Regions from separate parts of the Mus musculus genome. Here all the other regions are linked to region 2. A link is a loop called in an ENCODE intact Hi-C map of the cell type or tissue named here. Cell type or tissue: heart. All regions are shown on one strand. Links, peaks and the distances in the headings refer to the core of each region. The heading gives the core; the rest is flanking DNA. Region 1 overlaps Fcrl6 (Fc receptor-like 6). Region 2 overlaps Cfap45 (cilia and flagella associated protein 45). Region 3 has its middle 11 kb from the start of Fcrl6.

What was found. Peaks named below come from ENCODE experiments on the same cell type or tissue, not always from the same donor. Only the 100,000 strongest peaks of a DNase experiment are listed, where the experiment ranks them.
Region 1: it touches region 2 in a loop (4-fold over the local background); 5 of 42 quality-filtered maps call a loop at or near these places.
Region 3: a loop joins it to region 2, with 9 times the contacts of the local background. A loop is called at or near these places in 19 of 42 quality-filtered maps.

Annotation. Positions count from the first base shown.
Region 1 is chr1:172,588,697-172,599,250 of GRCm38, reverse strand. It overlaps Fcrl6 (Fc receptor-like 6), which reads left to right. Exons shown (of 7, transcript NM_001164725.1): 3 at 1-198; 4 at 348-629; 5 at 926-1,048; 6 at 1,437-1,468; 7 at 1,551-2,611. The coding sequence ends at 1,595. Slamf8 (SLAM family member 8) reads left to right here and starts at 8,683. Exons shown (of 5, transcript NM_029084.3): 1 at 8,683-8,852. The coding sequence starts at 8,819. In heart, for the core only: a CTCF peak has its summit at 4,556 (motif pointing left); no DNase peak of the experiment used is centred there.
Region 2 is chr1:172,523,018-172,533,571 of GRCm38, reverse strand. Cfap45 (cilia and flagella associated protein 45) reads right to left here. Exons shown (of 12, transcript NM_027972.1): 2 at 5,657-5,782; 3 at 3,620-3,762; 4 at 1,347-1,491; 5 at 871-1,041. Among named protein-coding and RNA genes, the nearest start is that of Cfap45, 7.2 kb to the right of the region's middle. In heart, for the core only: no CTCF peak of the experiment used is centred there; DNase peaks (open chromatin) are centred at 4,661, 5,941, 6,711, 7,401 and 2 weaker places; H3K4me3 peaks cover 1,232 bases; H3K27ac peaks cover 2,555 bases; H3K27me3 peaks cover 1,393 bases.
Region 3 is chr1:172,608,585-172,619,138 of GRCm38, reverse strand. It overlaps a transcript of Fcrl6 not described here. Among named protein-coding and RNA genes, the nearest start is that of Fcrl6, 11 kb to the right of the region's middle. In heart, for the core only: a CTCF peak has its summit at 6,183 (motif pointing right); no DNase peak of the experiment used is centred there; H3K27me3 peaks cover 1,017 bases.

The sequences.
Region 1 (10,554 bases), core at 1,823-6,822, 66 kb before region 2:
AGGTGGACCCCAAGAATCCAACTTTACAGCTCTTTTACACTTTCTACAAGAACAACCATGTCATTCAAGACAGGAGTCCCCACTCAGTATTTTCTGCAGAAGCCAAGGAGGAAAACTCTGGGCTCTACCAGTGTATGGTGGACACTGAGGATGGCTTAATTCAGAAAAAAAGTGGCTATCTGGATATCCAGTTCTGGAGTAAGTAGATGAGGGAAGGGAGATACTACTAATGGGTCCAGATATCAGGCAACACCATTCCCTGGGAATAGGTAAGGTGTCCAAGGAAGAAATGATCCTGGATCCTGGGCAGTCAGGCTGACTCTCCCATTCTATGTGCCCTCTTCCAGCTCCTGTATCCCATCCTGTGCTCACTCTGCAACATGAAGCCACTAACCTTGCTGTAGGAGACAAGGTGGAGTTCCTCTGTGAGGCCCACCAGGGCTCCCTTCCAATCTTTTACTCATTCTACATTAATGGAGAAATCCTAGGGAAACCCCTGGCTCCCTCTGGCAGAGCTGCCTCCCTCCTCGCCTCAGTAAAGGCAGAGTGGAGTACCAAGAACTATTCCTGTGAAGCTAAAAACAACATCTCCAGAGAAATAAGTGAGCTCAAGAAGTTCCCCTTGGTTGGTATGTTCTGTATAATATCTTACACCCCTGTAACTGTCAGGAATCAGACTTCACTCCTCTGTAACCCCACCATACCTGCTTCCTTGAGTACAGACCCTGATTGGAGTGTCTGGCAGAGGGGTGGGGTTTCCATTGGGAGGGGTTCCATAGCAACCCATAACATGATTGCTCATGCTAGCTCCTTCTGAGCCATCCATCTCCCATCCCCACTTATAAGGCCACATGCTGTCCCCCAAAGCTGTGCTTGTGTCTCTTGTGCTACTTTGAGATGTATTTTTGAATAGTTATCTCCCCAGTCTCAGGTACTGCCTGGATCAAGAGCAACATGCTACCTATCTGGCTACCTGCAAGCCTGCTTGGAGGGATGGTCATTGCGGCTGTGGTTCTAATGTATTTCTTCAAACCCTGTAAAAAGCATGGTTAGTAACTTTCTCCACATCAGCATGTAGCATTGTTTCTTTGTGTCATTTTCATAGACATATGTTATACCTTGCGGCAATTATTTTTAAATCATCTTTTACAAGTCATCTCTCTTGAGCCTTTCTATCATCCTTATGAGGTAGTTAATAGCATCATCCTTTCTGTGGTTGAGAAATAAAGACTTCTGAGATATGATGACTAAAAATATTACAGAGTTGGTGGTAGCTGAGTTACGACTTGAATCTAAGTCAACAATCCCTAATTCTTCCTGTGTCCAAATTACATACAAGTAAGGGGTCTGTATTCTCTTGGGGACGAGAAACCAAAAGCCAGAAGGTGGTAGGAGAAAAATTCCAAATCCTGACATGAATGTCTCTCCTTCCACAGCCAGACCTGAGACGCCCACCCTAAAAGAGCCAGTAAGGAGGAATCCCTGCCCTTTTCTCATCCTTTGTCCTGCCTCCCTATCTGCCTCCCTGTACTGACCTAACTTTCCTACAGGACAGTTTTCTATATGTATCGGTTGATAATCAAAGATATAAATGAGATTCCCACCAATGATTTGGATTCAAAAACCAGGACCTGCCAAGATCCCCTTGGTCTTTAGGATCATGCTCTGTGTTAGTGCAATGTCTTCCTCCAACATACACTCAACTCCAGCTCCCAGCCTCCACCCTCCAGCACTCAGCAGTGGCTCCAAGTTCTCCCTGCAGGTCACCCAGTTCCTAGCCCAGCAGTGAGAAAGCCCATTTGCCCTATTCCTGGCCAGGGCTCCTGAACTGTGGGTTCTCTTCTGAGCGGGAAACCAAACAATGGTGTGGGAATGAACAATTTCCACCTTGATACATACATATACACATGCCTACACACAAACAAACACACATACACACACACTTCCAGATGTAACATTGTACACAGAGCCACAGTTATCTTCTTTAAGTACAAAAGGAAAAGGGTTTTCACCTCCAGATAGACAGATGATAGATACACAGACACACAAGACAGATAGATGATAGATAACATATAGATTAGATAGATAATAGATAGATGGTAGATAGGTAGATGGATGATAGATAGATGATAGATAGATAGATAGATAGATAGATAGATAGATAGATAGATAGATAGATAGATAGATAGATAGATAATAAGTAACATGACAGATAAGATGATAGAAATAAGACACGATAACTAAATACAGATAAATATGTATGTATGCTTGTGGATGAATGGACAGAGAGAATTTTATATAGAAAGAAAATATACTTGCCTTTATCCTGAAAGGAAAGCACAAAACCTTGACTACAAGACTAACAGGCCTCTGGGAAGTTCAGCAAGACCAAGGTGTACCCATAAATGGGCTGCCCATACAATATCATAGAATCTTGATAAGGGATCAGAGCTGTGAAGGCAGAAATAACTCTGCCTTCACCTGCAATTCTCAGCATGCCCAGTTCAGAAACAGACCTCAGCTCACCCAAAGCTCCAGACTACTGAGTGCCCCAGAAAAGTCACTCACTGATGTCTTGTATTTTAAAAGTGGTTGTAAAATACAGTGTGTTAAAAGGAATATGTCCATTTGTTTTGTGTTGCTCCTTCCGCTCATTAACAGTACCTGGCAGTTTGGTGTTGGTTTGAGGTGTCCACACTCAGTAAAGGATGCCCCCCTTAGGCCCTGGCCCAGCCTTCCTGGTTCCTGTTCTAAATCACAGACAGCAGAGTCTGACACCAGACCCCTCCTGCCTTGCCTATGAAAGAAACATCAATGTTGTCTTCCAGGCAGCACCACAGACCTGCTAACCTCTTCTATAGTGGCTCCCCATGCTCTTCAATATCAACAGTATCATGGTTACCTGGGTACTTAATAGAAATGCAGCTGTAGAGACCCAACCCCAGATTTTGTTAGATCAAAATATGCATTTCTATAAGATCCCTGGGCAATTTGCAAGTACTTCCAAGGGACTTATCTGTTTCCAAGAGACTCTATGGAAGTCCCTACCCCATTCCATCCTTGCCACATCAGCCATCTAGTTCAGGACCAGGAAACACCAAGCCCCTCATGGCCACTTACCAGACAGCCTGCTGAGAAGACTGAACAGCTCAAGCCAGAACAACTATAGGCACAGGACCTCCACGGGCCAGCCAGAGTGTACTTGCAGACCCCAAACCATTGCTACTCCCTCAAAAAAAAAACTACCCCCTCATATAAAGATCAAAACACCAAAGTGTCAGCTCCAGGAGGAAAAGTGTGGCTAATGCTCTGGATGCCTCCAGCCCTTCCAGCGCTTCCCAGGGAGCACAGACAGCCTCCTTCCTGAGTTGTCTGTCCACTTCCCATTCTTACTCTGCCAGGAACCCCGACTACTGCCAGCCTGAATTGCTTTCAAGAAATCTGTGACAAGCACAAAAATCACAGCAAATATTTAGAAAGTTTTCTAGCAATCGGACAGTAATTGTATGTTTGTTTAATAGAATCATAAAATTAGAGTTTGTCGTTTGTAAGTATGCCTTTTTTTTTATTCTGGATTTTCTAGTAATTTGCTTTTATTATAGTCTACAGAAATACAGGTCCACAATGGGTTGGAAAGGAAAACAGGTTGTTTGGCTCAGATGACAGAGAAGCTACAAACAAACACACACACACACACACACACAAATACATACACACAAACACATGTGCACACACATACACACAAACACACACATACACACACACACACAAATACATACACACAAACACACGTGCACACACATACACACAAACACACACATACACACACACACAAATACACATACACACACACATATGCACACACTCCTGACTACTCAGGAACTTTTCTCTCCTTACTGCTATCTGTGTCCACAGGTCTATCTACACAGCTGAAAATATCCTTGTCAAAAAATAAAAATAAAAATAAATCCCTTTTCCTGAATAAACTGGATTTTTTTTTCAAAAACAATCCATTACTAAGAAAATTGAAAAGGAAAAAAGGAAAGAAACCCTCCCCAAAGCTCAGAGGTCAGAGCTCTCTGAGGATGCCCATGCTCTTTAGCCTACTCTATCCTTGGTTTGTGGAATATTAGCATCCAGCCCAAAGCCCCACATCCTGGGTGGGGTGGGGGTGGCAAATCTCACTGGGAAACCAGGATAGACCTAGCTGACACTGAGGAAGGGCACTGGAGAGAACTGACAGCTGCTGCCTGCCACAGGTACCTGACAGCACTCATCACAGGCCCCCCATCTGTCTCCTCCAAAATTCTGAGCTATGAACCATCTTTTTTCTCCTACTCAGAGCTAAATGCAAACGGTTATGTATCTAGAGGAACATGATGATCATGCCTTTCCTGAGGACCTGGGCTCTATGGGTTCATGTGCCCTAAAGGATAAAGGTACAGGAAAGAATTCCATGTCTGCATTGGGGACATTGGCTGCAGCAGCCTGGAATTGCCCCTTAATGGAAGGAGAAACAAACACACAATTGGGAGCCCTGTGGCTGCCCTCTGCTGGCCTTCTCTGGTACTCAAGAATTTATGTGCTGGCTACACTCAGGCTAGTCCATTCACAGGAGACCTACATCTTAAAAGATGGAGATTGGGAGTGCAGTTCAATTGGTAGAGTACTTGCTAGGCATGAGAAAAACCCTGGAAGCATCTTTCAAACCCAGTGGGTGGTGAGTACCTGAGGTCTCAGCATGCATGGTGTGGAGACAGGAGGATCAGAAATTCAACGTCATCTTCAGCTACAGAACAAGTTTCCAGGACATTCCAGGCTGTATGGGATCCTGTATTGAGAATTTTGGTCTCTTAAAAAAAAAAAAAAAAAGTCATGTTATGTGAATATGTTTTTTGTTTAATCCCAGGTTCAAAATAAGAGGTTGCTTCACAGTGATTGTGATTTGCCTCCTGTTCTAGCAAGGGCATGATTTTTGCCTGTTGTAGATCATTTAATTTGGGGGACTCTGGAGATGGTATCAATGGCAGAGCCCAGAGCGGGATAGGGGTACTACATAAGAGGAGGCTGCTGCTCTTCCTGTCACTGGTTGCTGTTGTGGTTTGCCACATGGTCATGATCAAGAGAAGAAGTTGGCGACTTGACTATGAAGATTGGACTTGCCCCCAAGGAACCCAGTGCCCCTAACCAGCAGAAAGTAGTCTAAAGAGGTCTATGCCTCCTTTTCCTTCTAACCTTCTTTCTCTCCTAGCTAGTGTTTGTGAGTTGGAATTGGGGTGGAATAAAGGTTGGAAGGAAGGTAGAGATTGAAGAACCTAATAAAGTGGCTTTAAAAATATCTCAAATTTGTGTGTGTGGGTGGTTGGGTGTGAGAGACAGAGACACAGGCACAGACAGGGAGACAGACCAAAACAGACAGAGAGAGAGAGAGAGACATAGACAAAGACAGACAGAGACAGAAAGAGAAAGATAGAGAGATTGAGTGAAAGAGATTGGATAACACACGATTATTGTTTTATATATGGCTACATGGCCATACAGTTTAGATGCAAGACAAAATGGAACCAAGAGGGTTGTGTGCCTCGGGATTCTTGGGATTCCTTTCAATTCCAGGCTGGTTTAGATTTGCCTAAGAAACAAGGTCTACATGTTTATTTAAATGAGCAGCTCTGTGCCCTTTGTGGCCTCAGTCTCCTCTGCACTATGGGAAGCAACAGCAGCTTGCAGGACCTTGGGCCCTCAGCATGTCTGCTTCTGCTTCTCGCTGCACACAGGGCTTCAGCAGAGAGTCAGTGGAGGAACTCCATCACTTCAGAAAACGGTCCTGGTCTACTCAGTGTCTGGAATCTTTTCCACACATGGAGCACATCAGTAGTGATGGTCACTTTTGTCATCAGGACCAGATTGCTGCCACCCAGTTTGTGAGCTCTGGCCTCATGGCATCATGCCTATGGATGCTCTATAAAAGTTTATTTGATGCCTTGGTCTGCAGGAGATGAGAAACCTGTAAGTGTTTGGTGAAGGATGAATGTATAAATGAGCCTCCGGTTCCTCTCTCTACCTCAATAAATCTCCATGGTGGCTTTGTTTGCTATACTATACAGCCTTCCTTCACATCTCTAGAAAGGTATCTCATTGCCTCAAAGGCAGAGAGGCCCTAAGATGAACATCCCACCAGCCCAGGCTCCTGCATCTACCATTCCCACCCACCCACCCAACCAACCCCCGTCCCCTGCATGTTCTTCCTTCTCTCCCACTCTGTACACCATAGCCCCCAGGCTCACTGAAGATATTGTCCCTTCTACCTCTTTATAAGCTAGAGCCAGGGTGAGGCAGGACAGGCAGAATGTGATTGAGTTGGAAGAGACCCTCTATGCCAGCACCATCTCAGGAGCTACCAGTAAGGGCTATCCAATGCACCCGTTCGCAAATGGTGACAGTGGATATTTCTAGGAAGTGGCTAAAGCAGTGCTCGCTCTCCCAAGTTCTTCTGCCTCAGGCCCAGTCTTCCCGACATTCCACAGCTGCCCAAGAAGGCTGAGCAGGGAGGGGCCACTGGAGCCCAGCAGCAAGGCGTCCGCTGACAGATCTCACAGGTATGCCATTACAACGTATTGAAAAGGAACATTTCAAGCCTGGCTAAGTGATCTACTAGCAATCCGCAGAGCAGCAACCCACCTGCTAGCTTAGCAAAGGTGCCTGGGGAACTGAACAGAGCTGGGGCTGTGCAGGCAGGAAGGGCCAGAGGAAGCCGGTACCAGGCAGAGGAAGCCAATCAGACATTTCAGAGGTATAGGCCTGCTAGGACTGAGAATGCTGGAGCTTTAACTCAGGTGACAGCGTTTGCCTCACATGTGGAAAACCTATGTATGGTTCCATCCCCTGGTGCCCCAGGAACTGGAAGCGGTGGGGCTTGCCTGTAATCTCTGCAGCTAGGAGGTAGAGGGTTAAAAGTTCAAGGTCAGCCGGGCGTGGTAGCACACACGCCTTTAATCCCAGCACTCAGGAGGCAGAGGCAGGCGGATTTCTGAGTTCGAGGCCAGCCTGGTCTACAAAGTGAGTTCCAGGACAGCCAGGGCTATACAGAGAAACCCTGTCTCGAAAAAACAAAAAGAAAAGGAAGTCCAAGGTCGTCTATAATCAGTGAGTCCAAGGCCAGTCTGTAACATACAAGACCCTGTAAACATAATAAATAAATAAATAAATAAATAAATAAATAAATAAATAAATAAATAAATAAATATTGATCTTCTGGTTAACTGATTTTAATTTTTTAATTTGTGTGTGTGTGTGTGTGTGTGTGTGTGTGTGTGTGTGTGTGTGTGTGTGTGTCTTTTAGAAACCTGTCTAGTAGGAAGAATTCCAGTCTACTTTGGTCTGGTCAGGATCTCAGGCCCCAGTGGTCTCCTTCAAGTTTGAATGAGCAGTAGTGTTCTGACAGTCTTCTTCAGACCCTGCTGTACATTTCCCCTCTGAACTACACGTAGAGGCTCCCCATTCATTCCCCAGGAAAATGCTGGTCCTTTCCCTTCTCTCTTGGTTCCTCAGGAGCAGCATGAATGCTTTCTCTTCCTCCACAGCCAGTGTTACCATGGTGCCCATTTCACTCACAAACTAGATACTATACAGGACAACACACAATGATCCAAACTCAGGACATTAGGCATCTTTCTCAAGGGCAGCATCTTAAAATGACTTCTCTGCTGGGGATAGGGATACAAGTTGGTAGAACATTCCAGAAGCCTTTCATTCTCTCTCTATTACTGAGGGAAGAGGGGAAAAAAGAAGCTATAAATAAAAGCGCAGAATAAGAGTGAGGAGGGGACAGCCCATGCTCTCTGCCCCTCTATGACCCCTGGGACCCCAAGAGAGTGCCTACCATTAACGTGGCTTTTAATTCTTCTTCCACAGATACTTCCAATGGGGTGACAAGAAGATCAGCTCTGAGAATGGTCCTCAGCCTTACATAAAAGCAAAAGGGCTAGCCACGTCTGATAGTTGTCCAATCACTTAATGACTATTTATTAAACAGTGTGTCCAGCACAGAAACAAATACGAATGTTGCTATTAAACGGCCTAGAGAAACTGTGTGGCTATGACCAGCAACATGCAGAGGATACAAGGAAGAGTAAGAATACATGGGTACAAAGTATTTCTCACTCTGCTTGTAGGCAGGGAGCCTTGAAGGACAGCCTGGTGGGCAAGGTATGCCTGCTAGGAAAGCCAATCCAATGTGTGCAGATGTCAAATGGGGTGGTTCTAAAAAGAGGTAGTCTGGCTGGGATGGCCAAAGAGGAGAGCAGATGTGGGCAGCCAGTCTGTAGAAGCTGAAAAGCCTCCCATGCTAAGCTCAGTATTTTGTCTTTATCCAGAGGGCAGCAGGAGAGTTTCAAAGACTTTTAAGCAGAGGGGAAGTGCATAGATGAAAATTGAAGCTCAGAAGGCTCTCTGTGACAATGATGGTGATTAGGCCCATCCATGAGCAGGGCTGGATGCAGAAAGGCCTGGTGACCATGTGTAAGAAGCACGTGTGCCATGTGGGTGTGCTTGTCACCATGCTCTGACTGCCATGTGCACAGAAAGGAGGCTGACTTACAAGAACCGGCTCCTGAGAACCCAGTGAGGCTCAGCTGGGCCTGCAGCCAACTTCCACTTTACCCGGGATGCTTTCGCTTTCAAGACATCTTGTTTTGAGTCAAGATTCCTCCTTCTGAACATGGGACTTTCCAGCAGGACCACAGCTCCTTCCGTGCACTCGTCTGGCCTAGGATGGATATCCTAGTTTGCTGAGGGAATCTTCCAAGGGAGGACAACGGCCATGTGGTCCCTCTGGAGTCTTCTTCTCTTTGAAGGTAAGTGGGGCAGATGGACAACCTGTCCTCGGGGAGCTGAAAGCCTCTCCCCAGCTGCCTTCATCCTACTGCTAGGCAGCTTGCCTCTCCAAACCAAGTAAGAATCAAGGAGAGAAGGAGAAGTGAGGTGTGGAGCAAGCTCAAGTGGTGTCTTAGACAAAATAGGGTAGCGTTACCAGTGGCATCTGTATCCAGGAGACACCACCCGTTCCAGGGCCCAGAGCAGCTTGAAATGATGGCAGTTTTGAGAGAAAGTTGGGTGCTAGGGTGATGGGGATCTGGCACTACTGACACATGGGGATCCTCCAGTCCAGGGAAAGAGAGGAGGGTAAGGCAGAGGAGAGTTCCCTAAGGAGTGTTTCGGCAGCTTGTAAGGATGCTGAGGTCACTCTCTGTATCCTGTACAAGAAGAGATGGACATTGAATGAAGAAATGAGGTGACAGCAGGTTAAATGTGGTCCCAGTGGGCATGAGGATAGCTGATAGCAAACTGGTGTTGGAGTCTCCAAACACGAGCTGACTCCCTCCATCACTCTGATGGCTGAGTTTCCCTCTTTGATCAACAAATAGGCAACATGACACGGAGTTCATGGATCCCCATACTCAGAGCCAGGATACGGCAGAACCTCAGACTTAAGGGGCATCCAGTGTTAACACTGAATCTGTGTCCTTCAGAATAAAGATGGCTAGGCCCAGAGAGGTTAAAGATATAGATGAGGACTAGAGTTGTGATCAGCAGATCTCTTGATCCCAGCTTCTGGCACTTGGATACATGATGTATCAACCCTTACGGTGCCCTGCATCCTGAAGCCTCCTTCTGTACCAGGCTCGGGGTCAATCCTCAGCAAATTCAGTGCAGTGTACTGAGCTCCTGCAGTCTAATATTAAACTGAGGGGAAGGGGAGAACTGCACGTATAAAGATAAAGACGTTTGCTCTTAGCCTGAAAGAGTTCATGTCTGGAGGGGGATCCTGATTCAGAGACAGACACTACTAATAGTACAGGGTGCTGATTTCTGGTCACTGTAGGAAAACAGAAAGAATGTAACCTTGCAGTGAGCTAGGGAAGAGGTTAGAGGTGATGGTGATGCTTACAGAATAAGCACACACAAATAAGGCAGAAAAGGAGTCAAGAGGGCAGCTCAAACAGGATTGTCTTCCTCATAGTTCAAGCTCAAAACAGTCCTTTGAACATCGCACCTTGCTATCTCACCTCCTGTTTGTCTCTTTCCCTGTTTTAGATCACAAATAATGATAGGCAATGGGTCCCAAAACCTGGGAGCACCCTTTGAGTCCTCCCGCTTCACTCTCAAACCAAATCTAATACTAGAGTTTGCTAACTACATACAGTATTACTCTTTCTGGCTCCCCATCCCCGGTGGTTCCATTCCTTTGTTTAAGTTTCCACCTTTATCTTGCATTGGAAAAAAAAAAAAAAAAAAAAAAAAACACAGCCTCAACCTTTCTGCCACCTCCAGTGCGATCTCCGTGCCTCCGTGCCTCTTCGTCGTGCATTTCATCATGCCACTTCCTCGCTCAAAACCTACCTGCAACAGCACGCACGCTCGCGCATGCGCACACCATTGTTCGAAGGATTAAAAAGCTCAGAAACTAGGGCTCCTTCATGGTACAGTGAGGTCCCAGGAACTTTTGGTGTCCTTCTCTCCTTACTTCTCCTTGGCAGAACCACTTTCATTTCCTCA
Region 2 (10,554 bases), core at 2,513-7,512:
TCTCTCCAGACCCTTTGCTGGTTTCGTATCAGGCACTACAGTTTATTCAAGGAGAGACAGCATCAGTCAGGGCATTGTAGAGTTCGGTAGATAATGGAGCAGCCTTTGGAACTATGATGAACGAACTCGGTGTTATCGTGTTCACCTACATAAACATACACATAACCTCCATAAGGTGTTAGAGCTTTGCAATTCCTTCCCTGAGGACCCATGAACAGTGCATTGTGTGTAGAGAAGCCAAGGCATTCCAGCAGAAATTCAACTGGTGCATTTTTTTTTTTAATCTAGAAGAGCCTAACATGCATAAAAGAAATGAGAAGCCATGTGCCCTCATTAAGAACCAGAAAGTAAAAGCTTTGGAATAATAAGAGCTGGTACACGTAGAGATTTACCAGAGAGATGAAAATCAGAGATGAAGGACTGGGGGAGTCGACTTTTTTTTTTCTATTAGTCAACAAGGGAGTGACACATGTGAATGGATTACAGAATAGAATTTCAAATGAGCCCCTGATCCTTCTACTCCCAGCTAAAGTACTCTGGGCATTTCAAAAAGAACGCTATTGTCTCCACCACTATCTGGGGCCAGACTTGAACTAACAGGATAGAAATAGGAGTGAGATCCTTATCAATCACGGTTCTCAAAGCCCCTCCCAATATCTTAGCTTGTTCAGCTGCTAAGCAGTGCTGCCTTCATCATCTTACAAGTGGACTCAAGGGCCAGCGACTTGCTCTCAACATCCGGGAAACAGGTCGAGTCTCCTCCTATCCACGCGAGCCCCGCCCACATCAGTCCCTCTCCTGGTCCTGGGTCTGAGTGAGAGCGCAGAGGGAGCGGCAGGGAGCCCTCGGAGGGAAGGAAGAGGCCCCCACCTTGCTCATGTCCTTGAGCTCCTCCTCCTGCTCCATACGGAGCTTGTCGGCTCTCTGCAGGAGGTTCTGGGCCCGTTCCCTGGCCACCTCCTCCAGGTCACTGAGCTTCTTGTTATTGTTCCAAGTCATCTCCTTCTGCTTCATAATCTTCTTGCGAATTGTGACGGCTTCCTAAGGGGAGACCAGCCCGGATTGGTGGGGTTTATTCTCCGTAAACTCACCTGCTGCACGTAACCCGGCAAGAATTCTCTTCAGTCCCTCACTTATCAGAGCTGAGAGGTCTCACGGCCCGGCTTTGTTCCCATCCTCCCACTGGCCCGCGTACCGCAACGTTTGTTTATTAAATGCACGTGCACACCTTGTTTTAGCATGCCTTAACTGAGCTTATCCTGCCTGGGATGGAAAGCTGGCCTCCCTACTCCACTTTCCTATTCTGCCACCCGCCCACCAAGGACACAGCTAGGAAGGTGAGTTACCAAGATGCCTTCCTTCTCCTTCTTGAGGGCCTGTTCTCTGGCATTCAGTTCTTCTTTGGTCAGGACTTGGGATGCCCATTTGATCCGCTCAAACTCCTCGGGGCTGATGATTAGCGATTCCCCAGAGGGGTCCTCTGTGGGAACACTGACGTAGGAATGACCAGCGTTAGGGAGGAGAGCGGGCTCCAAACCCCCTCCCCTCCTCTCCTCCCCATACAATGCTAAGACAGAAGAGCCTGCAAATTCATGGGCCACTTGAATGAAAGGTTTCAGGTGAGAAGCAACCGATGCTGCAGACAAAAGAGACATTTTGTCTTTCTTCCCTAAGTCTGTCTCATATGCCGTGTTCTCCATGTAACTGTCGGTGACCTGTCCTTGTGTTTCTTTAAGTCCACCCTGCTCCAAGAAGCTTCCTCTGAGCCCCACCACATTCTGACTCCATCTTACTGGCCACTTCAGGACCAATGGTGCAAGGCCTGTTTCAGCTTCTTCAGGATTGGACTCTATCTTAACTACATCAGCAGCCTAATCTCTGAGCCAGTACCTGGTACTTAGCACACACAAAGCTGTTGAATCGGACTTTAAAAAACAGATTGTTCCTGGTGCTGGAATAAGGTATAAGTATAAGGCAATGCTTGGCAGGGTTGAAGTGGATGCTGGTGGGAAATTGAAATATCCCTGTCCATCCATCCTGGATAGAGGCTTTGAACCCTAAATATTAATTAAAAACTCTGATCGACAGCTCCTGGAGATGTGTCTCTAGAGCTCTCCTGTAGCTACCCAACGCATTCAACAAACCTACAGCTAATTATAATGATTAGAAACAAATGACATACATTAGGGGTGGGGGAGGGAGCAGCTGAGAGGAGAGAATAAAGCCTGCTTCTGGGCGAGGCAGTTTAACAGGTGCATGGCAACAAGACGCAGATGATCTGAGACAGGAAGTGAAATCTCATCTAATAAAAGCTGGGGGGGGGGGAGCGGAGGAGGTTGTCCTAGAAGTAGGTTCACTTATTAGCAAGGTCTTAGAATGCACCAAGTGGTGTGGCCCAAAACAATGGAGGCTGTGAAGTGACCAAGAGCAACCTGAATCTAAGACAGTGGATCTGAAGCATGACCAGCCTGTCTGCAGGGAGGTCAAGAAGTAGGACCCCTCAGGCCACTGCCCACATCTGGCTGTCAGATGCTCAGGCTGGTCGGCCTAGGCTAAACAGAGACTATCGTCAAGTCCAGCTCCTGCATGGGGATCCAGCTGCGTCTCTTCAGCTTAAGCCCTGAGCCAAGGGCTTCAAATTCTGTGAACTGACGTCACTCGTCATTCAGCAGTGGAGCCAGAGCGGTAGGACAGTCTGAGAGTTCGAAGCACTAAACACAAGAGCTAAGCCACCAAACACAGCACTGGCTCCTGGCACTTAGCTGAGCTCTGCCTGTGCCCTGCAGGAGGAGCCTGATGGCACTGTTCCAGTAGGGCAGTAAAACTGAGCTAACCCCAAAGGAACCCAGAGAGCCCCTATGAATTTCCTCTGATAGCCTCGAGTCTGGGGAGGAGCCAGAGTGCTAATTAGGCATCTGGTCAGTTTCCCTTTGCTTTGGATTCTCCTTGTACCCAAAAGGAAGTGACTCATTGGTCCACTTCTCTCCCCCACCCCCCAAGCAGTGCTGAGGGCTTAGAAGCATTGATTGCCCCTCTACCCTTTACTTTTAGAGCCTACAGCAAGCTTTGGAATGAAGGGCAGTGGCATGCTAACTACCAAAGGGAGAGGAGGAGGGCCAAGATGGAGGAGAGAAAATGCTGAAACGAGATGGGCATATTGATTTTTTCTTTTACATGTAGAATGTGTGGTGTGTGAGAGAGAGAGAGAAAGAGACAGACAGACAGAGACACACACAGAGAGAGGGAGAGAGAGGGGACTGTTAGAGGGAAGAAGAGGTTTAAAGTAGGAGACAGAAACTATAGCAGACATTGGAATATGTGTGTCATGGCAGCAAAAAGGGACTATTTGGAGGAGTTAGGGACCATCGAGAAGAGGAGAGGGAAGTCTCAGAGGAAAGGACAAAGAAGAATAAAGTATATAGATGTAATAAAATGTCAACGAAATCCAGTTTTGTGTACGTTAAGCAAAAGAGAATTTAAGAAAAATCTATACAGGCAAACAAGACAAAAGAAAAGAGGGAGGGATGGGTAGGAATGCAGATGGAGTTGGGCTGTCTGGACGGAAGCATCCTGGTGGCCCAGTCATCCTGCACAGTGGCAGCCGTGCCCGGGGACTCACATGAGTTCTCTGACCATGTCTCTAGTGATGAGCTGGATCGTCTCCGTCTTGTGCTCCAAGCCCAGAGCACTGAGAGTTTTCCGGATAGCGTGTTTATCATGGATCACCACGATAGGGCTGTCGCTCTTGCCCTGGGATGAAGGCTATCAGGTCAGAAAGAAATCCATAGAAGATGGTCACTCCACTTGCCACTGACCCAATACGGACCTTGAGGCTTCCACCCCATGCAGCTACAGAACACAAGAGCACCTACGGTATTAGGGAAGCATCCTCGAAATCTTCATCAAAACATGGCTTGGGTGTGTTCTGCACTGGCCTGACCTTCTGACACCAATACCTTTTATTCTTGGGCAGGCGTTCCTCCCAAGGATGCTGGAGACTGTGCCAAGGAGTGGGGAGGAGAGGGGCTGACGGTGTATATCTAGACCTCTGTTAAACCAATCGGGTTGAAACTTTAAAATTTGGTGTCTAGGTTATCTCTCCATGAACATTTCGGGTCTTGTGAGATTCTTGGACCACGCTGTGACTTTGAAGCAATATAACATGCTACAGATAAATCTACAATATAATATTAGTGATTTTTATTCCTTTCTAATGATTAGTGGTTTGTTTGTTTATTTGTTTGTTTTAAGCTATATCAAGGGAGTTGGACATAGCTAAGTGGCCTAACAAGAACTGCCTTAAAAATCTAACATCGTTGGGCCAAGCATTGTGGCAAACACCTTTGATCCCAGCCATCAAGAGCCAGGGGAAGGACAGCTAATCTGAAACCAGCATGGGACACACAGCAAGACTCTTAGGGAACAAATGATGATTAAGGAGGGCACTCAGTTAGGATTCGGCAATGTGAACACAGATCAGATGTGTGGTGTTTTTCAGATTCGTCTAACCTCAGAAGGGTTAGCAAGAAAATACAGTCTCTAAACACATGAAAATGTAGGCGCCATAAACGCAGTAACAGACACCTGCATGGTGCCCAGGGGGTAGCTTTGACTGGGTCACTTTGTATGCACTGTCCCCTGAGCGCTACTGCCACCTGGTGTTTGTTTCTGCTTCTAGAAGGGCACAACTCAGCAATGCTGCGGGCCACTTCTGCCCCCTACCGCTAACTTCCTGGACTCTCATTTACCCAGAAGGCCAAAGAACTTGGGCCAAGATAGGATTAGTGAACAAGCAGAACCTGGAGCTCTGGGCCATTCCCCACCCTCCTTTTAACCAGAAAATTCCATGAGGACCGTTCCCCTCACAAAGAGTGTAAGTGTAATTACAGAATTGCACCCTTTCGAGTCTTGCCTTTACCAGTGGGGAAGACACAGAAGAGTGGAAAATCCTCTCAGGGGGCCCTCTAGAAAGTCCTCTTCCACTCACAGGGAGAGCAATGAAGAGCAGGGGCTGACATCAGCTCTCTACTCCCCAATCCACCTACACTCCTGTGCTTCCAGGAGTGGCCCTTCTTCCTCAATGTCTCCTCTCTCTCTCTCTCTCTCTCTCTCTCTCTCTCTCTCTCTCTCTCTCTGTCTCTCTCTCTGTCTCTCTCTGTCTCTCTCTCTCTCTCTGTCTCTCTCTCTCTCTGTCTCTCTCTCTCTCTCTCTCTCTCTCTCTCTCTCTCTCTCTCTCTCTCTCTCTCAATCTCTCCCCTGCCCAGCTCTCCAAGTCTCACTCTTTCCCTCTTCATCAACTGTCACTGACACCAAAGCTGTTCCAAGGAGCGCTGTACCTCCCTCTCCACACTCCAGGAACCATCATTGTCCTAGTCTGGGTGGGGCTTGCTCGTCTCCCCAAGCTAAGCAATTGGTTTAGCTGAACCCCTGGAAGTCAAAGAAGGGAGGGAATTTCTAGGGGTGAGGAACCAGGTGCCCTGTTTACCTAGAACACACTAGATGTCAGAGCCAGGATCTCTGAATCTCTTCTTTGACATAAAAATCTCAGTGATATGACTAATACGAACATCACCCTAAGCAACACTGGTCTAGGCCACTGCTGAATAAGGGGCAGCAGCGACCAGGGAGCTGGGGGAATCTACTGATGGTGAGTTACCTTGACACCTCCAAAGAGGCTCTCGTCTACCTCAGAGTTCATGGCTTTGGTTCGATAGCGAGTCCTAGTCCGTGACCGGTTGGAAGCGGTGGAAGCAGAGCTTGAGGCATCCCCTGGCCTTAGTGGCTGCAGGTAGAGACAGAAAGTCCGGTCATCGGTACCCAGTGGCATCCAGACCACAGGCAGCAAACATGTCTCTAGCCTATGCCGACAGCTAGAAGGGCGAGCATACAGCAAAACCTCTTATAGAACGAACGTGTCCACATAGGACCTGAAATGTAGGGTACAGCGTCCCCCGTGGGGAGACCTCTTGCCAAAGCACACTAAGTCTACGGAAGGGCATCTGTGCCATCTCAAGAGCTGATGAAGCCAAGTCAGTCACAAGGTACAGATGAAAAAGATGGAGAGTGTGGGGAGATGGTGACAAGAAGGAGGGAGGCTTCCTGTTCCTAGTCCCTGCACAGGTACAGTCTCCCATAAGAATGGCTTTAGAGAGGCAACTGCTCCTCATTTCCCAAGAATGCACATGGTCCTCTTCACCACCAGCCTTCTCAGCCTGAACTCTAGGACCCTTTCATTAAGGACAAACCACCCAACCCCATTCCTGTTTCATGAGCCAGCTGGGGTCTAAAGGAAATAAAAGCTGTAAAAACTCATTGGGCCACAGCTCAGCGTGTGGTGGTTGGCAAATGGTAAGTAGTGGATGAACAATGATTACCAGCTACCATCAATCAGACAGCGCTAACCAAAATAGAATACTTTTTGACGTGCCAATCGTTTCCTATGTTTGGCAAATTACCCTAGCTAATGGCTGTGGGAGATGAGGCTCATTCCCAAAGACAAAAGCTGAAAACATCAGGTATTTGCCTTCTTAGTCAAGCAGGGCATCTAAGCTGAGCCAATAAGATGCCCCTGACTTTACAGCGACTGGGGAACCAGTGATATGAGACACTGAACCTGAACGTGGAAAGCCTTTTTGACCCGATGCAGCGGAAGCAGCCGCATCTGGGGCAGTGCTGATAAGGACGTCACCAGCAAGCAAAGCCAGCAGCGTTGAGGAGCGTGTGCCAGATCTCCTCTCAGTTGCGATTTTGGCCGTGGTTACAGCTGAAGGGGTTCCCTCTGATCCTACTTTCCAAGCCTCGTTTCCCTGCTGGTACAACATCCGTGGGCTCTCCTAAATCCTCTCGGGGTGTTCCATCCCACTTAAATAAGAGTTCTGGTTCAGCGGCTTACAACCAGGAACCCAGCTAAGCACAACCTCCAGTCCCAGCGGTCAGTTCGGCTTCATCTTGGCCCGCCGAGAGTAGATATCTACATCCGGGAAGCAGTTTCTACGAAGGCTTTTGGATAAGGGTAGCCTTAATCTAAAGCTGATTCATTCATTGCTTTGGAGGAGCCCACACCCGTCTCAACCAAGCTCTGTAAGCTGAGATATCTTGGGGGAAATGGTCTAGACATACAAGGTCCCTCCAAGTCTGGGAATCCGTAGCCCCAGGGGGGATGATATAAACGGAGAAATGAGCAGACCAAGTCACTGAATGTTAGTGACTCTTCCAGGTCACCAAACGGTGTTTTTGCCATCTCTCATTGATCTGCCATTGCCAACAAGACCTCCTCCCAGCACCTGTAGCACCTGTGTCAGGTTTTGACACTGAACTGGGCGATTACTCCTCAGCTGGCCCCCTACCAAACAATGAGCCCGGCTGTGTGCGCCTTCCTTCCCCACTCACTGACCGGCTCAGCCAGTGTAGGCTTCCAGAGGGAGTCATCTTCAGCCAGCCCCAAGACAGCAGAGCAGAAAAGCCTGGATTTATAAAGAGGCAGATATGGGAGCCCCGGTGACACCTAAGAACAGTCTCTGAAGGGTTGTTGTGTGGTGGGTGGTGAGCAACCACTCCCCTTTCCACTTAAAATTAGAGTAAGAGGAAATGAACGGGAAGGACAGTGGGTAGGATTGAGAGTAAGCCCTGGGGATAAAGGGAAACGGTAGAAGGCTCTTGAGGGGTGGTGGTGTGTGAGTTCTCCATATAACTAAGGAAGATTTGCAGGGGGCGGGGGGTGTGCCTGGCACACAGCAGGAACCCGACTTACATCTGATTAAAAAAAAAAAAAAAAAAAAAAAACCAAGGGATGAAATTAAATAAAATGACCCCTTGAGGAGTCTAGAGTAGACTAAGATGAATGCCTCTGGGAAACGCATCTTTCTGACTCCGAGTCACTCCACCGTTCCACGTTTTCCAGGTCACAGATGTGGTCTGAGCTGTGGATAGTAATGTATAAGAAAGGGCCCCAGAGTACAGATGGGAAGGGTTGTGATTGTTTTCGCATCTGTTTTCCGGTTTCTGTTCAAGGACTCCCTGCGAGTGGCATTGTGCACCAGACTGTAGGTCCCTCGAGGCGGAGACTGTGTCCTTTCTTTCCTGTGTCCTTGGTACCCAGGTTGGAGGAAGTCAGCACAGGAAATAATCCACTGCCTGAACCTCGAAGTCAGAACAGAGAAAGGAAAGCAAATGACCACAGAAAAGCAGCCACTAGTGGGCCAGATGGGGGAAGCTGTGAGCACTGGCGGCTGGGTAGCTAAGAAAACCTCATTTAAGAACTGCTGACTTTGAAGCCACAAGCCTTACCCCAGGGCTAGAATAACCAGTTTTGCCAAGAGTAACAAGAAGAACTAGGGAGGTCACTGTGTAAACACACTAGAGGGGGAAAAAAAATGAAGAACCAAGCAGAAATGGAAAGTTGGATCCCTCTGGACCAGAGGCAGTAGCCAAGTGGTCCTCTTAGGAGGTGAAGAGCTGGTTTTATTTCTTGCGTGACCAAATAAATATTCCCATGACGCCGAGCAGTGGCTAGCCAGAAGCTGCGTAGTCTGCTTGGAAGGAGACAGCCTTGGAAGGAAAAGCAGCTTTCTCCAGCTACCGACAACTGAGGCTGGAAAGACTGGGGACAGGTAAACAGGCAAGCCCTGCACTAATATGCTTATCTTAGTGACCCAGCTGCCTCCCCCCACCCCCTTTATATATCATATATATGTCCCAGGAGCATGAGAATCTCATCCAAACAAGGTTACTCTAATAGAGATTCTGGGGCAGGAAGATTAAGTCAAATGGATATCGATGAGACAGGGGATCTCCATAACATATAAAGGTTTTTTTTTAAGATGTATTTTTCTTTTTAAAGATTTATTTATTATTATAACTAGTTACACTGTGGCTGTCTTCAGATACACCAGAAGAGGGCATCAGATCTCATTCTGGGTGGTTGCTAGGATTTGAACTCAGGACCTTCAGAAGAGCAGTCAGTGCTTTTACCCGCTGAGCCATCTCACCAGCCCCAGGATGTATTTATTTTATTTATATGAATACACTGTAGCTATCTTCAGACACACCAGAAGAGGGCATCAGACCCCATTACAGATGGTTGTGAGCCACCCTGTAGTTACTGGGAATTGAACTCAGGACCTCTGGAAGAGCTGTCAGTACTCTTAACCACTGAGCCATCTTCTCAACCCAACATATAAAGTTTTTAAGAAAAGATATTTTTTTTTCAATAGAAGAGGGAAGAGGTTGTGAGGGTAGTGGGGAGCACAACACATCTGAACCTCATTATATAACTGTAGAAAGCAATCAACATTTGGAGGAAAATATATTCTAAGAAATATGTAAGTGTAACTTTAATTTTTTTTTAAATCTTACTTTTAATTATGGCTCTTAAATGCTTTAACCTCCCAGTGGGAAAGAAAGGATACATGGGAAGTGGGCCTGTTTAGAAAAGTTCTTTGGAGCAACTCCCATCTGTGTTGTCTGGAAATCGGCAGTTCAGTTCACAGGTCAGCAGCAGCAGCTCGATCCACTCACAAACACCCCACGGCCATGCCAGCAGTCTAGTTCAGTGAAGTCGGGTTAGTAAAAGTGGTGACATGACCTAGCAGAGACAGCCAAGCCTCAGCCTCGGCTCCAGTCAGCCGGAGGGACCAGGAGGACCGACAGGAGTTCTCAGCTGTGCCTCTCTCAGCAAAGTGAAGATCAGTGAAGACAGGAGACACACAAGCTCTGCACAGTAGCTCTATAAGCAAGCCTAGCTCAGCCTCCGTCACTGTCCCTCGAGTCCTATTTATATCCTCCAAACAGCACGTGTCCTCCACGTGTCTTGCCTCAAAGCGTGCTTCTGTCTCAGCTGACATCATTCTTCCAATCAGTCCAAGTGTGTGGAAGCGCCAGGAAACCTCGAGTCCCAACAAATGCAGCTCAACTACACAATGTAAGGCAGACCAATACACGTGTGTTGTAGCAAAGAATCCTTCATCACCTGTCCTGTCACACGCATGCTTGCTTTAGCAGAGAGCATCCTCTCTCCTGTGTCTGCTTCAGCGAAACGTTCCTTCACGAGTCTGCCTTAGTCTTTCACCTGTGTTCACCTCAGCTAAACGTTCCTTCACGTTCCTTCACGTGTTTGCCCCAGCAAAACACCACCCAACCAACTTTCCAAGAAGCCCTTTAGTTTCCACTTCGTGTAAGTACTCCTCTAGAAATGTTGGTATGGAGGACTGGGTTGGCTGCAAGGTGCTCGCTGCAAGGCTGTGAGAATCTGAGTTTGGCTCCGTGGCACTCACATAAAAGTTGAGCCCTAAAGCCAGGCATAGGGCTGGAGAGATGGCTCAGCAGTTAAGAGCGCTGACTGCTCTTTCAGAGGTCCTGAGTTCAAATCCCAGCAAACACATGGTGGCTCACAGCCATCTGTAATGAGATCTGATGCCCTCTTCTGGTGTGTCTGAAGATAGCTACAGTGTACTTATGTATAATAATATTTAAATCTTTGGGCCGGAGTGAGAAGAAAAAAAATAAAATAAAATAAAGCCGGGCATAACATCGCACGTTTATGTCACCACTGCCCTC
Region 3 (10,554 bases), core at 3,690-8,689, 84 kb before region 2:
GTCAGCTATTGGATGGGTCACACGGCCCCTAATGGAGGAGCTAGAGAAATTACCCAAGGAGCTATAGGGAACTGCAACCCTATAGGTGGAACAACAATATGAACTAACCAGTACCCGGGAGCTCTTGTCTTTAGCTGCATATGTATCAAAAGATGGCCTAGTCGGCCATCACTGCAAAGAGAGGCCCATTGGACTTGCAAACTTTATATGCCCCAGTACAGGGGAACGCCAGGGCCAAAAAGGGGGAGTGGGTGGGTAGGGGATTGGGGGAGTGGGTATGGGGGACCTTTGGGATAGCATTGAAAATGTAAATGAGGAAAATACCTAATAAATAAATAAATAAATAAATAAATAAATAAATAAATAAATAAATAAATAAATAAATAAAAAGACCAATCTGCCATTATCCAGCCCAGTTGAGGAGACATGTTCTATTCATTATTCAGGAATGCTGTTTTTAAGGTTTAGCCTCGCGAAGCTCAAGCATGAGCTCAGGGAAATGTGTGCATATGTCTTTGCATCATCGTCCACAATGACCAAAACTGAAAAGGGCACCATTATCCACCATTAGGAAAACAGATGAGTGACACATCGCGCCCAGTGAAATACTCTACCACAGTAAGTCACAACCCATGCTGAGGAAAAGGGGGAGCCCTGGAGCCTTTTCTCTCTAAAATACCATTTACGAGGAAATTGCAGGTAAGCCAAACGCCAGACATCGTGGGTGGGCCCACACACATGTACTGACTGCAAAAACAGATGCTGGAAGAATAAATACCAGATGCAGGAGAGGGGACCGCATGGGCCCTTGGCTGAATGGCAGAATGTGGTTTCTCTTAGAGAAATCAAAGACAGGATTGCACTCCTGAAATTCCAGAACACAGGAGGCAGAGAAGTCAGCAGAGAAGGCCAACCCAGGTACAGTGCAAAAAGGGTCAAGAAAGAAAGCAGGGAAGTATGGAAAAAGACAGAAAGAATAAACCAAAGTAAGTATGACCAAAATTTATAATTAAACCGAGTTAGGTGGTGGGTGCCTAGGCGCTTCTTATAGTCACCTGTCTTGTTAAATTATCTAATATTTTAATCTGTTTGTTGTATGATGGTAAATGGGGGTGGGAGAGATCTGTGCAAAGGAAAGCCAGAGAAAGCAATCAATGCCCCTTGGCTAAATGGAGCCTAAAGACAAGACACACAGAGGGGTGTGGCCTCCGGGAGGAGAAAAGTGATAATGCAGGATATTGTAAATGAGGGGGAGGGGCATTATTCTCAGTGCAGTGGAGCTCTAAGCAGAGGATCGTGCGTGCTATAGTAGGATACTCTTCTACGTTTAAAGTGGGAGGAAGCCAACTGAGTTGGAGGTCAAGGATGAAGAGGTCTTTATAGTAACGTGAGAAGACACCACTCCGGTCATGGTGCCGTGAAATGTATCTGATATATTTTGAAGAGGAATAGATGGAGCCTAGCCAGGGAATTGATGAGAAGTCTGTCTGAGATTTATTAAGCAACCGGGTGGGGGTGGGGTACTGAGATGAGCAAAGTGGTGGGAGTTGAAGAGGGGCTGTAACTAGAATGAGCCGGTGGGTGGTTCTTCGCCAAGACAGGAATGAAGAATCTCATTCCGTCGTTTGTCAGCCACACAAGTGGAGGCACAGAGCTGACGAAGTCCCAGAAGTCCGTGGGAAAAGTTGAGTAGGGTCAAGAGGTATAAATTTAGGTGTCATTGGTGTATTGTTCAAAGCCATGCAATTAGGCAGACAGTGTAAATAAAATAAAATAAAATAAAAAAGACTAGGACCAAACTCTAAGCGCCCCTCCATTTTATTGTAGGGAAAAGAGAACCCAGCAAATAGACTTAACGAAGTAGAAGAATGGGTGGGGGGTGTTGCGGGGCATGAGAAATGCCAAGCCAGGAACGTGTTTGAAGTTGGAAGCCGCGTTCAAACTGTTAGAGATGCTGCTGTGTAACCAAATAAACAGCGCGCAGGCGGGGAGCCAGCCCCTCCCCTTGGAGCCAGGCAGTACTGGAGCCTGGATGGTTTTGACAAAAGCAGTTCAGAGGAGTGGGGGCTCTGCAGGGGCGGAGGCCAGATGGCCCGAGGTTGACGAGTGAGTGGGGGGCTGCAGAAGATTTGTGTATGGGTGGGTCTTTTGAGAAGCTTGGCTCTGAGCAAAGGAGACCGATGAGGTAAGCTGAGAGACAGGGGCATGATGGAGGGAATTATTTGCCGTGCTTATTCGTGTCCACATACAGAAGAAAGGAACACCGTAGAGAGAGAGTGGAGGAAGCAACAGAGGAGAGCATGGAGAAGGGACTCGGAGAAAAGAAGGAAGGAGGTTGAAGTCCAAACCCCACCGCTCACTAGACTGAGCCGTGACGCTAACTCTCTTCCCTCTGATCCAGGTCCCAAGCTGTTTCCCAGAAGCTCATTACCTCTCCTTATTGTTTGCTTGCTCATGGGTGCCACCAGCTCCCGGGGTTCATACACTAAATCTTCCACTACCATCTCCTCTGAATACACAAGTCTTACAGTCGTCCCCTCCCTATCTGGGCTATGCATCTGCCCAGGGAACTCGAGGGGAAAATAAGCAAACTGAAGAAAATTAATTCTGACCTATTTTTATGCATTCCGTATAAATGCATGAAATAGATTATGTTTGACAGTGGTAAACAGAGAAGCCCAAAAAAAATCCAATTTATCACTTTAATTATATATGCTTTTCTTCCTCGATCTCCGGGGAAGAATAAGCCTCCAGCAGTTTTCAGTCCTTTCTATGAAGCCATTCCCAAATTATTAATGCTGCTCTTAGTAACCACGTGTCCTTGGTGACAGATGTCCTATCTAAAGCACACAGGTGAAGTTTAACCTGTCACCTCTGAAGGTGCACACAAGGAGGGGGTGTAAAGGGGCATAAAGTTGAGGAGCTAGAACTGGAACTCTAGAGGACCAGGCTAGGAGGACAAATATTACTTTTCCCATTGTTGTGACAACATACATCACAAAAGCAACTTAAGGAAGGGAGGATTCGTTTGGGCTCATGGTTTGAGGACGCAGTCCACCGCGACAGGGAAAATGTGGCTGAGGTGCCTGAGGTAGCTGATCAAACTTGTGGGCTGTCAGCTATGAGCTATGAGTAAAAAGAACTGCCGAAACAAAGTTGCTCCAAGCAGGTGGTCTCCCACTTGTACTAAGGGAAGTATAAGGGCACTGAGTTATGTGGACACTGGACCAACTCAGAGCCACACAACCGCCTTTAGTGAAACAGTCTCACACACACACACCTCCCCAGCCTACAACAATGTAGCAGCCATCCATAACGTTCCTGTGCAGAAGCAGGAAACCAAGAGGGAGATTGGAGGACTCTGGAACCCGTTCTAAACCTGTTTTGTTTTGTTCTCTTTTATTTGTTGAACACATGCTCTTCCAGATACCTAAGTGCAGCAAGGTTCAAGGCAAACCTGGTCCTTGCCTTCCAGAAATGTGCAGCCCTGGGGGAGAAAGAATGTGATGCAAGAGGTGGTTGTAACACCAGATGAAGGCAGGATGTCGGTGCACAGGGGCCAGGCAGTGGTCGAGACAGGAAGAAGTCTGTATTCAACAGGGTTCTTCAGAGGAACAGAACAAATAAAATGGATACATATTGCAAAGGGGATTTCTTCGATTATATCTAGGGTGTACTAGTGATAACATATTTGCTGACTAGTTTGCACTTTGATTATAATCAAAATCAAGACATTTGATTCCTTACAGTTATGGTTGTGAGCCTACTCTAACAGCTGAGCCATCTCTCTGATTTGTATTTTGGGATAAGTGACCCTGTGAACTCACACAGAAAACACCAGGAGAGGACCAGGCTAGGAGGACAAATATTACTTTTCCCATTGTTGTGACAACATACATCACAACAGCAACTTAAGGAAGGGAGGATTCGTTTGGGCTCATGGTTTGAGGACGCAGTCCACCGTGACAGGGAAAACGTGGCTGAGGTGGCTGAGGTAGCTGATCAAACTTGTGGGCTGTCAGGAAATACAAATGCATGCTGGCGCCCCACTTGCTCCGGCAGTCGTGACCCAAGACCCTGGGATGGTGCTGCCTGCTTTAGTTAACCTTTCAGGGAACATCCTCAGAGACATGCCCAGAGGTGTATTTCCATGGTGACTCTAAATCCAGTCCAGTTGATGGCGAAGACTACTCGGTACAGGAAGGGAGGATTCAGTCTCAGTTGGTTGAGTTGAGTGCCTGAATGTAGCTCTACAGAAGCAGCTGGGCGCTCCTATGACATCCTGGGGCTTCACTGAAATAAGGATAGTAATTTAACCCGTAGCATAGATGAGAACACAGACTGGAGTCAAATAAAATGAGCCTGCGACCAGAGTCTGCAGAGCTCCTTGAAAACCCGCTAGAGCGGAAAGCGGAGACTGCCTGCAGAGGATGATGGGAAAGTTCCGTACAGAGATAGGAGCCAAGTGAAGAGAAAGACTGCGTCTTGGTTTTAAAGAAGGGAGCAATAGTCAACAGGAACAATGTTGACATTAACTCAAATAACGAGATCAAGCCTGCTTCCGGGATACACTGGAGATGTGATAGAGGCTGGAGACAGGCTGAGTTGAATTGGGGGTTGAGGCCGCGGTAACAAGCACAACTAAGGGTTTACCAAACACTTTTGCTCTGTGGTACATAAGTCTATCTTTTTAAAGGTTTTTTTTTTCCTTATTTTTTTATTTTATTTGTGTGGGTGTTTTGCCTGCATACAAGTCTGTGCACCACATGCATGCAATACCCATGGAGGTCAGAAAAAGGCATTGGATCCTCTGCGACTTTGGGAACCGCCATCAATGTGCTGAGGGCAGAGCCAAGGTCCTCTGGCAAAGCAGCCGGTACTTGTAACCACTGAGCCATCTCTCCAGCCCCAAGCTTTTGTTTAAATGTCACACTCAGTAACTGAGTGAAGCTGATTCCAGACTGGAACGTGGCCTTGCCTACGTGCTCTTAGGACTAAGATTAGTATCTTATAACACCCGTGACCATGTGTGGCATCCTGATGCAGAATGACTGAGTGAGCTGTCACAGGTGTGACAGGGGAAGAGCTCCTGGCTTGTTTGGAGCGGCTTCGAGGTGAAGACAACAGAAGTTGGTTGTGTTTTGTTTTGTTTTGTTTTGTTTTGTTTTGTTTTGTTTTGTTTTGTTTTTGTTTTGTTTTTTTCCAGAAGCATCTAGTGAAAAGACCAAGTTGAGATGGCATAATGGAATTCATGGGACGTGGGGGCTTGAATACCATTATCATAGCGGTGGAAAGCGCCTTAGAAAGGATACAAGAAGAATCCAATTGCTGGAGGCTGGAGGCTGGAGACAGGGCAGGGAGGAGACAGTGGAAATTCAAGTTACTCTGTATGTGCCGAGTAGCTCTCTGCACACTACTAAACATTGGATGTGGTTATTACTACGATGCAAATTAAAACTTCACCTTCAATAAGGTTAAAGCCACCATCTCAGGTACTCCACTCACGAAGCAGTTTAACCAAGACTTTAATGAGTTTTTTGGGTTTTTTTTGTTTTTTTCTGTCTCCAGCAGCCCTAGGGACTACAATTTGATGCATCTTGAACCTCATGTTCTGAGCAAGGACTAGAAACACAAAGATGCGCTGGAATCCACACTTGACTTCGAAACAGCTTTGTTAGCCTCCTGTCTGCAAACAGTAGCAGCATATCATTGATAGAATCAGGGATTATCTCTCTCCCATGGGATGGGTCTCAAGTTGGGCCAGTCACTGGTTGGCCATTCCCTCAATCTCTGTTCCATCTTTATCCTTGTGCATCTTGTAGGCAAGACAAATTTTGGGTCAAAGATTTGTTGGTGGGTTGGTGTCCTCCTCCCTCCTCTGGTTGTCCCACCTGGCTACAGGAAGTGGCCACTTCAGTCTCTATATGCTCAGCTGCTACGAGTCTCGGCTAGGGTCACCTCTATATCACTGTCCCCAGTTTCTGGCTTGTTCCAGAGGTGCCCCACCCCCATCAATTTCTGTTCACTCCCCCAGTCCTCTCACCCCATCCCCACACCGGATCCCCATCCCCTGCTTCCCCTCCCTACCCCCTCTCCCATCCAGTTCTCTCCCTCTAAATCTCACTTTAGAGAGGAAAATAAGTTTCTTTAAGCAACTGTTGTCCATGTGGCCACAAGGAGTCACTGCAGACATGACTCAAACAGTTTCCCATTCTGCCTAGATGCCTCTCTAGGAAGGGGGATGACAAGGGGAGGGAATAAGGAGGTTGGACAGATGCCTCCTAGTGATTCCTCCCTTGCAGGCCAGGCCCAGAGTTCAGTTCCAATCTGGCTCCTTCCTTTGCCTTACCTTTCAGCTCCTGTCCTAAGTTTTTAAGCATGTATTACACATCTCCAATTTGTCCTGTCTTTAGAACCTAACTCAGAAATGTTCTGGGGTCTTTCTTGGACTTCTGCTTCCAGCAAACCATGTGGTCCCAGTCACAAGCTGAACAACTAAGTACCTGCACGCAGGTTGCTTCATCTTTTGGACCTCCTAAGAAGTGACATTTGGGAGGAAGTCTAGCAGTGACAGGTGGCCTGACTCACTCCTCTACCAATGCTCACCTTCAACAAGTACTTCCTCCTTGTGTGTTATGGCTCTAATCCTGTGATAATCAAGAAGGCAGCAACAGCCACATGTAACATCAAACATTAAATCTACTAAAACAAAAACCAATACAGTTGTACTTCCTCAGCCTTGCCAGCCAATTTCAAATATTTGATATCTACGGTGCAACCAAGAGCTACCACAGGAAGCAGCCAGGGAACGTCTTCAGCATCTTAGAGTGCTCCAAGAGACAGCACTGTTTAAGCACCTCATGGCTTTAAATCTCAGGAAACCTCCATTACACTCAAAGTATAATCATTTGTTCCCCTTAGAGATAAGGTCCCTGAAACCCAAAAGGTTGTAAAACTTAGCCAAGGTTTCTCATCAGATTAAGAGTCAAAGCAAGGATTCAAGCTTGGGCAGTTGATTGACTCCACACCTAGCCTGCTGCCCCCATGCCCAGAGCTGTCCCCAGTAACCATTCTCCTGAGTTCCCCTCTACCCTTCCGGGAGTTTCTCAGTCTCCAGCAACCACTGGCCCTCACAGCTGTTGCCCTGACAGTGACCTACACAGTTAGGTACCAGGGCTTCCAGCCTCTTTTGGAAGAGAACCCTCCCACCTTTCTGTCCAATCCCCTGCAGATGTAGCTAACCTGCAGCCAAGGATATGAGTGCAGCCCAACACAAAATTGTACGCCTGCTCCAAGCCCCTGCAGTGTCCTTTTTGTAAGTCGTTGCATGGTTCTCCGGTGGACTTCGTTGGTGACGGTGTCCTGCTGCAATGCACACACAGCCTGATGGGTTTGGAACCTTTCACTAACCCGTAGTAGGTCTCCATTCAATGTAGGCTGGGTCCTAGAAGACTTGTGACGTCAGTGCTACTCTCCAGAGTCACTGTATCCACATGGGAGTGACGGGCAGCCAACTGAGCTCAGACAGTCAATTCATCCACCTCTGAAGGTACACCGGCATGTCACCCGCAGGGGGTGAGTGATGACCTAGAATTCACTTCACACCCACAACGGCTGCGACACAATGACAGGGGATGAAACCAGGGAGATGCTATGAGCATTCTGTGCTCCCAACATCACAGATGTTTTGCGTGTGAGGCCACTCTGTCTCCAGCGGAACTGACCTGCGCCACTCACTGGACCTATTGCTGACAAATTGAGAAAAGACCAGAAATCTGCAGGCAAAGAAGGAGGAAGGAAAATGTAGGTGCTAACCCCTCTAGGCGGGTGAGTAACACACTGAACTCTATCTTCCCTCCTTACTACGTGAACATTAAAACAATCTGACCACCAGAACACTACCTAGCTGCGGCAGAGTCAGATGGCGTTCCCACTTCCACCAAGTCCAAGAATCTTTGGCAAGAACACAGGAATCTCACTCTCTCTGTTCTTGCCTTCATCAGAAAATGGATATTTTTTTCCCAAATACATAGTGTTTGGCTTCAGACCCTGGGACAAGGGACTGTATATTTTACACACCAAAGCAGATATGGCCGCTAGGTTCTCCCAGCATCCCTCAGTCCCTACCTGGCATAACCTGCCCCCAACCCTGAACTTTCCAGCCCAGAGGCTGAGCTGCCCTCCCTTCAGAGGCTCTTCCCTATATAATCCAGAAATTTTGGTTCTCTCTCTCTCCCTCTTCCTCTCCCTCTCCCTCCCTTTTTCCCTCTCCCTCTGTCTGTCTCTCTGTCTCTGTCTCTCTGTCTCTCTTTCTCACCCTCTCCCTCTCTCCATCTCTCTCTGTCTCTCTGTGTCTGTCTCTCTCTGACTCTCTCTCTTCCTCCCCCTCCTACTCCCCCTCTCCCTCTCCCTGTCTCTGTCCTTTTCCCTCTCCCTCTGTACCTTCATTTCTCTGTCTGTCTCTCTTCCCTGTCTCTCTGTCTTTCTCTCTCCCTCTCCCTCTCTTTCCCTCTCTCAGTCTCTCTCTGTCTCTCTCTGTATCTCTCTGTGTGTCTGTCTCTCTCTATGTCTGTCTCTCCCTCTGTCTCTCCCTCTGTCTCTCTCTCTGTCTCTCTCTGTCTCTCTCTGTCTCTCTCTCTGTCTCTCGCTCTGTCTCTCTCTGTCTCTCTCTGTCTCTCTCTGTGTCTCTCTCTGTGTGTCTCTGTCTCTCTCTGTGTCTCTCTCTGTGTGTCTCTCTGTCTCTCTGTCTCTCTCTCTCTCTGTCTGTCTCTCTCTCTCTCTCATTCTCTCCCCTCTGAGGAACCCAGAGAACCTCCAAGTGTTGCTCTGCTACCTCACCTTACTGCAAACTCTCAAGCCCAACATTCTTTTCACTTCAGTAGAACCACACGCCTGCATTAAGCCCTTCAAACTGAGGGGAAGTTGAGAGTGCTCCCACATTTTCAGGGTCATTGCTGTCAGCTCCAAGCCTGACCTCGACCCTTAATGTTAGAAGCATTTTCCTGCAGTGAATAAAGTTGCTTTTGACTTCAAGGGACCTTTCCTCATTATTTGCATACCCATGGCCCCAACACTCTCCCTCTCTCTAGGCAGTCTTGCTTTCTCTCTCTTCCCCCTCTTCTCTCCCATCCATTGGCAACTTCCCTAGCCTTTTTTTTTTCCCTTGGGGCAAGTGAATTTGCCTGCCCAAGGGAAATTTGCCTGCTTCACAGGCCAGAGATATGGCTCAATGGTTAAGAGCACTAACTGCTCTTCCAGAGATCCTGAGTTCAATTCCCAGCAACCACATGGTGGCTCACAACCATCTGTAATGGGATCTGATGACTTCTTCTGATATGTGTGTGAAGTGTACTCACATTCATAAACTAAATAAATGATTCTTTTATTTAAAAAAAAAGAGCAGCTTCCCAATAAACCTTCATATCCTGCATACACACACACACACACACACACACACACACACACGACTTTCCTCAAAAAGCCTTATTGTCTGAAAATTCCTCCTGCAATTTGACCAGATCCCTCCACCTTTCATCTTCTGTTCTGTCCTCAGTGACGATGGAAATCTCTGTGAGGGAACTTTGAGTTCTTTGTTTTTATCTACTAAAAATAAAGCTTCTATGAACACACTTTGCATGTCTTTCTTTTTTATTAGCCATTTTCTTTATTTACATTTCAAATGTTATCCCCTTTGTGGATCTCCCTCCGAAAATCCCTCCCCTTATCCCCTTTTCCCTCCCCTGCTCCCCAACCCACCCACTCACACTTTCTGGCCCTGGCATTCGCCTATACTGGGGCATAGAGACTTCACATGACCAAGGGCCTCTCCTCCCATTGATGACCAAAATAAGCCATCCTCTGCTGCATATGTAGCTAGAGCCATGAGTCCCACCATGTGTACTCTATGGCTGGTGGTTAAGTCCCTGGGAGCTCTGGGGGTACTGGTTAGTTCATATTGTTGTTCCTCCTATGAGGCTGTAAACCCCTTCCGCTCCTTGGGTTCTTTCTCTAGCTCCTTCACTGGGGACCCTGTGCTCCATCCAATGGATGGCTGTGAGCATCCAATTCTGGATTTGTCAGGCACTTGCAAACCTCACAGGGGACAGCTACATCAGGTAGCACTTGTTGGCATCCACAATAGTTTCCAGGTTTGATGACTGTATATGGGAAGAATCACCAGGTGGGGCAGTCTCTGGCTGATCATTCCTTCAGTCTCTGTTCCACACTTTGTCTCTGTAACTCTTTTTTTTTTAAAGATTTATTTATTTATTATATGTAAGTAAACTGTAGCTGACTTCAGACACACCAGAAGAGGGCAGCAGACCTCATTATGGGTGGTTGTGAGCCACCATGTGATTGCTGGGATTTGAACTCAGGACCTTCGGAAGAGCAGTCGGCGCTCTTAACCACTGAGCCATCTCACCAGCCCTGTAACTCTTTCCATGAGTATTTTGTTCCGCCTTCTAGGAAGGATCAAAGTATCCACACTTTGGTCTTCCTTCTTCTTGAGTTTCATGTGGTTTGTGAATTGTATCTTGGGTATTCCGAGCTTTT